Linked DNA regions of Mus musculus: region 2 is linked to region 1. Evidence: chromatin loops called from intact Hi-C (ENCODE). Cell type or tissue: heart. All regions are shown on one strand. Links, peaks and the distances in the headings refer to the core of each region. The heading gives the core; the rest is flanking DNA.

Evidence for each region. Hi-C counts contacts between places; a loop is a spot of excess contacts. Peaks named below come from ENCODE experiments on the same cell type or tissue, not always from the same donor. Only the 100,000 strongest peaks of a DNase experiment are listed, where the experiment ranks them.
Region 2: it touches region 1 in a loop (2.4-fold over the local background); 1 of 42 quality-filtered maps calls a loop at or near these places.

The regions. Positions count from the first base shown.
Region 1 is chr19:34,549,212-34,552,126 of GRCm38, forward strand. It overlaps Ifit2 (interferon-induced protein with tetratricopeptide repeats 2), which reads left to right and starts at 1,483. Exons shown (of 3, transcript NM_008332.3): 1 at 1,483-1,811. In heart, for the core only: CTCF peaks have their summits at 1,351, 1,560 and 1,883; a DNase peak (open chromatin) is centred at 1,430; H3K4me3 peaks cover 1,191 bases; H3K27ac peaks cover 1,272 bases.
Region 2 is chr19:34,283,091-34,286,005 of GRCm38, forward strand. No RefSeq gene overlaps it. Among named protein-coding and RNA genes, the nearest start is that of Fas, 6.1 kb to the right of the region's middle. In heart, for the core only: a CTCF peak has its summit at 1,608 (motif pointing left); a DNase peak (open chromatin) is centred at 701.

The sequences.
Region 1 (2,915 bases), core at 162-2,661:
CCGCTGGAGCCCACCAGGCCTGATGGTAATGAAGGTACACTCACCGTTGGTCATGTGTGCTGTGGTCTGGGAGGGACTGAATGTTGTGAAGACAGTCTCGGTGATGCTAACAGAGACCAACCCCACTCACTCTAAGCCTGTGACCATCCGAGGAGACTTTTGCATCCAAGTTGGTAAGAATGGTTCTGTAGAGAGCCCAGCTTGTGGTTTCAGCCCAAGGAGCTGGTGGACTTCAAGAGTTGTGCACAGGACTGGATCTATGAGTGACAGGAAGGCCCCTGCTTTGCCACCTTCTGACCCCTGTTCCCACAGGCAGGGGACCAGCAACTCTAGATATTTCTGGATCTTCCTTTGGCCTTTAGGGATCCTCTGGGAGCTGTGACTCCCTGTGTAGTGTTAAGTACCACTATTAGATTAAAATGTCTCATCGCCTGTGAAGAGAAGGAGGAGGAGAGGGAGGGGGAGGGGGAGGGGGAGGGGGGGGGACTCAATTTAGAAGAGAAACTAAATTGACAAGACCGAAGTGTTTAACCACCAGGCAACAGGGAGGGGTATGATGGATCCTTAGAATGACAGTTCACTGCTAAAACTCTTCCTTTCCCCATCCCCTATCTCCTTTCAGTCCTAGGGACAGAAGCCAGTGTCATGGGCAAGAGCTCTGTCACTGAGCTACATCCTAGCCTTGGAACCTCACTTTCTTTTAAAGGACTTTGAATGTCATTATCTTTCATTCTATCCATCTATCTGGATCTATATCTATCTATCTATCTATCTATCTATCATCCATCCATCCATTTATCAAGGGTGCCACACGGAGGTCAGAGGACCACTTGCAGGAGTCGATTTTTACTTTCCCTGGGATTAAAATCCCATCCCAGCTCAGATCCTAGGGCTTAAAGTCAAGTGATATAAGCCCCTGAAGTCATCTCCCCTAAGCCAGTTGAGTCTCAATTTCAATTTAAATCCAGGAATTCAATTCAGGATCATGTCCCTCACTAAGATGGACTATTAGGAAACTGGAAATGAGTGAACCATCCTCTAAGAATCAACTAGGTATTATCTCTGCTGTCCAGAATATTACAGTCTGCGAATTAATCCGCTTCAGTTAGCAACATCAGTAAACATTAAAAATAGGAAAGGACAGAAAAGGATCCTGTCTGGTCTTGCATTGTGCAAGGAGAATTCTATGCTAGAGCTGGGCTGGAGCACCAAGACCCAGAGGCTGGAAAATTCATGGGAGCTTCCTGGAAGAATGGATAAAACCGTCTCTCTCCCAATTCCGGAAGTATTTCTGCTGCAAACTCTCAAATTTAGCATCTAGGGATAATAAAGCTAAAAGCGGCGGAGAAGGGCACCCTCTGGCGACAATAGCAGGACACAGTGGGAGGAAGCAGCGCTAAGATGGAGTACCACCCCAAAACAAAGCTCCCTGGGAGCTGTAGTCGAGCCAGGTTGCCTGGGTGAGTGCAGTTTCCCGCCCTTAGTGATGTGGGGACCCAGCGAGATGGAGCTCACTTTAGGAAACAGCGGGGAGTCCCCCAAAGGACTAAGGTATTCCAGCCACACCCGACTAACGCTGCAAATATGTAGGAAAGAGAGTGAAGCAAGATATTTTTAATGAGTAGCCCTGTCTAGTAGTAGATCCCTCAAAGCACCAAGTGTGGGTAGGGGTTACATCCGGCACCCGGCAGTCAGGAGTCATTGGCCACGCACCCTTCGCCAGCGTCCATTCTGCCGAAAAGCAAGTTCTGGCCTTCTGCAGTTAATGCTTTTTTACCCATCAGCAAGATGCACCAAGATGAGACTTAGAGGTAGGTGGTCGTCGCTCTTAAATGTGGGTGGACGCAACTTTTGTTTTCCTGGGCTGTCCACTAGGGGCGCGTGGTGGACTCTGGGTCCTAAGCTATATATCTAGTCACTCTTTTATCCAGAACCCACCCTCAGCTCACTCAAAGGCTTTCAAAAACAGCTTTTTTTTTTTTTTACTTCCGGTTGTTTATTTGAGAAGGAATGCACCAGAAATTACAGAAACCTTTTTAATGTCCCACAACCTCTCAACTCTGTAAGTCTATTAACATGTTATTGTGTAATGGTCTCTCCCCCTCCCCAACCTCCCTGTGTTCCTCAGGTTTGGTGTTTTAAAATGACAGCTGATGTAGGAATTCCTCTCTGTGGAGATAGAGTGGACACAATGAATTTCTTTCTTCCCCCCCCTCCCCCTCCCTCGCCCTCTCCCTGCCCCCCTTCTCTCTCTCTCTCTCTCTCTCTCTCTCTCTCTCTCTCTCTCTTCTTTCTTTCTTTCTTTCTTTCTTTCTTTCTTTCTTTCTTCCTTCCTTCCTTCCTTCCTTCCTTCCTTCCTTCCTTCTTTCTTTCTTTCTTTCTTTCTTTCTTTCTTTCTTTCTTTCTTTCTTCTTTCTAAAATATTTTCTGGATTTAAATGTTGGTAAAGGAAGAAGAGAGGTAAACGTTAGAAGTAGGGACTGGGAATCTCAAATTAGGGTGCAGTTCAGAGATGAAGAAGGCACAATGAGGTATTTGTGTCCTCATGAGGAAAGTATTTGGGAGTGCTGAAAGCAAGCAGTGTAAATAGCATCAGGACAGCAACTGCTCAGGAGGCCATGCGCCTGAATCACACTTATACTTCAGTAAAATGTTAACAAAGACTCCGAGACAACAGAAGGAAAAATTAGAACACGTTGGCACCCTGAGAAGTGTGCTATTCAAAAGAGTAAGGCAGTGGCTGAAAAGACCATGCAGGAGGAGATAGGACCATCAAGATACTCTGAGCATGAAAAATACACAGGGTCATAGAACAAGGGTTAACAAACTGCCACCCGGAGGCCAGCTTGCTATTTGCTTCTATAAATGAAGTTTTATTGGATCAGGTGCTCTCTTACGCTGCAACAGCAGACTGG
Region 2 (2,915 bases), core at 87-2,586, 270 kb before region 1:
GTCCCTTCAGGACATGCTTGTACACAAAGAAGCTCAGGAAAGGACACAGAATCCAGCTAATTTATCTTCACATAGTTTGACTTGTAAAGCCATGGTGGGACTAACAATGTGTACTTTGGATCTGGCTTTCAGTTATGCTAAATACATTGCAAGCAAACATAGTCTCTTCATCCTGTGGGAAATATAATCTTCCAAAGGTGAAAATGCCTGTATGATCCTCACTGCAGATTACTTGCAAAGTTAAAGTTCTTCCTTTTCCCTGTCTATGAACATAAATACATTTTTTTCACAACTGAGATTTTATTGAGGAGCAGTGTACACAGACATTTTAATTTTTTTTGTTTGTTTTTTTTTCAAGACAGGGCTTCTCTGTATAGCTCTGGCTGTCTTGGAACTCACTTTGTAGACCAGGCTGGCCTCGAACTCAGAAATCCGCCTGTCTCTGCCTCCCAAGTGCTGGGATCAAAGTTGTGCACCACCACTGGCTGGCTAGACATTCCAATTCTTAACACACATACCCAAACTTTGAAGAGATGTATATTTATTATGTTCACGTACCCTAACTCTGAAGAGTCACATCGTGTTCATGTACACAAATGAAGAGCCATGCCACGTATTGTTTCTCGTTGAACTTATTCCAGTTCCTGCCTCAAACTTGGCAAGTTTCCTTAAGACCTCACATGACACACACACAACATACACAAAATTTCTGTCTTTCACAGCACATTATCACAACTGTTAGGGAAATGAACTCCCACGACCACAGACATTACAGTTCTGACAGGGGAAGGAACAAGGAGTGGTTTCCTTAGGAAACAGTTCTACTAGAGACACGAGACCAGATATTACTGAAAATATTCCAGACATGAATGCATGACTGAGACTCCAAATTGCCATTTAGTATGCTTTGTATTGTAGGATATGAAACTAGACCCTTCTACAGAATGTTATAGTGACCCTGGAGACAGTCATAGCCTCTCCTGATTCAATACCCTGCTATTTTCTGGTTGTACCAAAAAAAAAAAAATTTACACTTTTAAAATGGGATGAGGTGGGATTCCCTCACCTTTTAAAAATGTTTCTAGAGCTACTATAAAATTCGCGTTTACAAAATCGTTGATAAAACGATTCCTCCTGATTGTACAAGAAGGGAGGGGCGAGGACGAATGACAGATGTGATGAATGCTAGATCAGTCTTGGCTTCTTTCTCTTCGTCTGAGGCTGGACTATGGTTTTCTGTCTCTTCCTTTTCTGCAGGCAGATCTATAGTTTGCTGGTCACTTTGCCTCTTGCTCTCCTCTTCCCTTTTGTTGACATTTTTTTTTTTGGCTGATTTGGCAGCCTTTTTAAGCTTCCCGTCCACCTTGGCAGGGGAAAGCTTGGTCTACAGCCACAGAGCAGAGCTTGGGCTTGGCTCTTCATCCTCGCTAACCTTCCTCTTGAGCATCGTGGCGGCGCTGCGTGGAAGATGCGTGCAACGGACAGAGCTACACTGCCTAGCCACCACCACAGGAACTCCTGTGACCCCCGAAATACATTTTTTATTGGTCAATAGAAAATCTGATACGTCCTTTGGTCAGTGTAAGCAATGATGCCCTCTAGTGACAGAAGATTTATTTTGTAGAGACTCTCTGTGTCTTAAAGGTACCATCTAGGCAATTTTCCTTATTTAACTCTGAAAACAAAATAGCAAACATTAAGCAATTACTTTTGGTAAAAAGGGACTTCTTACACTAACCATAAGTTTTAATAGCACACGAAGAAACTTAGAGTTGTAAGAATCTAGCTTTTACAAAAACTGAGAATTTACTGGTTAGGCAGTGTGGGGAGGCCAAGTTTCAATCCTAAAGATAAGTCATTCAGGGGTCAGGTGGAGCCCCAGGCCCCACCTCTCCATGTGACATCCTCTCAGTGTGAGTGAGCTTCAATCTGTCAAACCACGGGGCTTTCTCCACAACCAACTGTACCAACAGTGCATCTCATGAGTATGTTTATCCAATGTCAAATCCAGAGAGAAAGAGTTTGTGTCTCAGTTGCTTCCAGCAAATGATGCCAAGGTTAATTCCAATGGAATGTGATATGTTGTTTTTCTTGGCCAAGCAGAGTCCCTGGTTCTACATTTGGTGTCAACTTTGCTGTTATGGTTAATATTATCTGTCACATTGTCTAGACTGTGGTGCCCGAATATTTAGTCAATCACGGTTCATGTTTCTGTGATACTCTATTTTGTATGAAATTCAAACTAAATCCACAGGCTTTTTGTAAAATTATGGCCCTTAACAATGTGACTAGGTGTCCTCCAAGAAACTCATGAAAAAGCCTGACTATGATTGAGAAAGGGAGGAGTCCTACCAGCCTTTGGATTTGAACTACAACCCTTTCATGAGTCTCTATCTGGTCAATATGCACTATAGGTTCTAGGCACATCACACTAGGCAATCATGTGAACCAATTCCAGAAGATGTATCATCTCTGTATCACTTCTCCAGCCATCCATTTATCCTCTATTCTAGTGATCCTGTTTCTCGTCCCCTGGAAAGCACTGACTTAAAAGAGCCACTCATGGGGGCTAGAGAGATGGAGCAGCAGTTAAGAGCATTGACTGCTCTTCCAGAGGTCCTGAGTTCAATTCCCAGCAACCACATGGTGGCTCACAACCATCTGTAATGGGATCCGACACCGTCTTCTGGTGTGTCTGAAGACAGCTTTAGTGTATTCACATACATAAAATAAATAAATAAATAAATAAATAAATAAATAAATAAATAAATCTTTAAAAAAAAACAACACTCTTATCAGATAGTCAAGGACAGAGGGGTTGAGCAGTTTTTCTAGACCCATCCTGGAAGTCTCATTACTAGGAAGGAGGAGAAAAGATGTAGGGTTAAATAAAAGTCATGGATGTCCTCTACAGT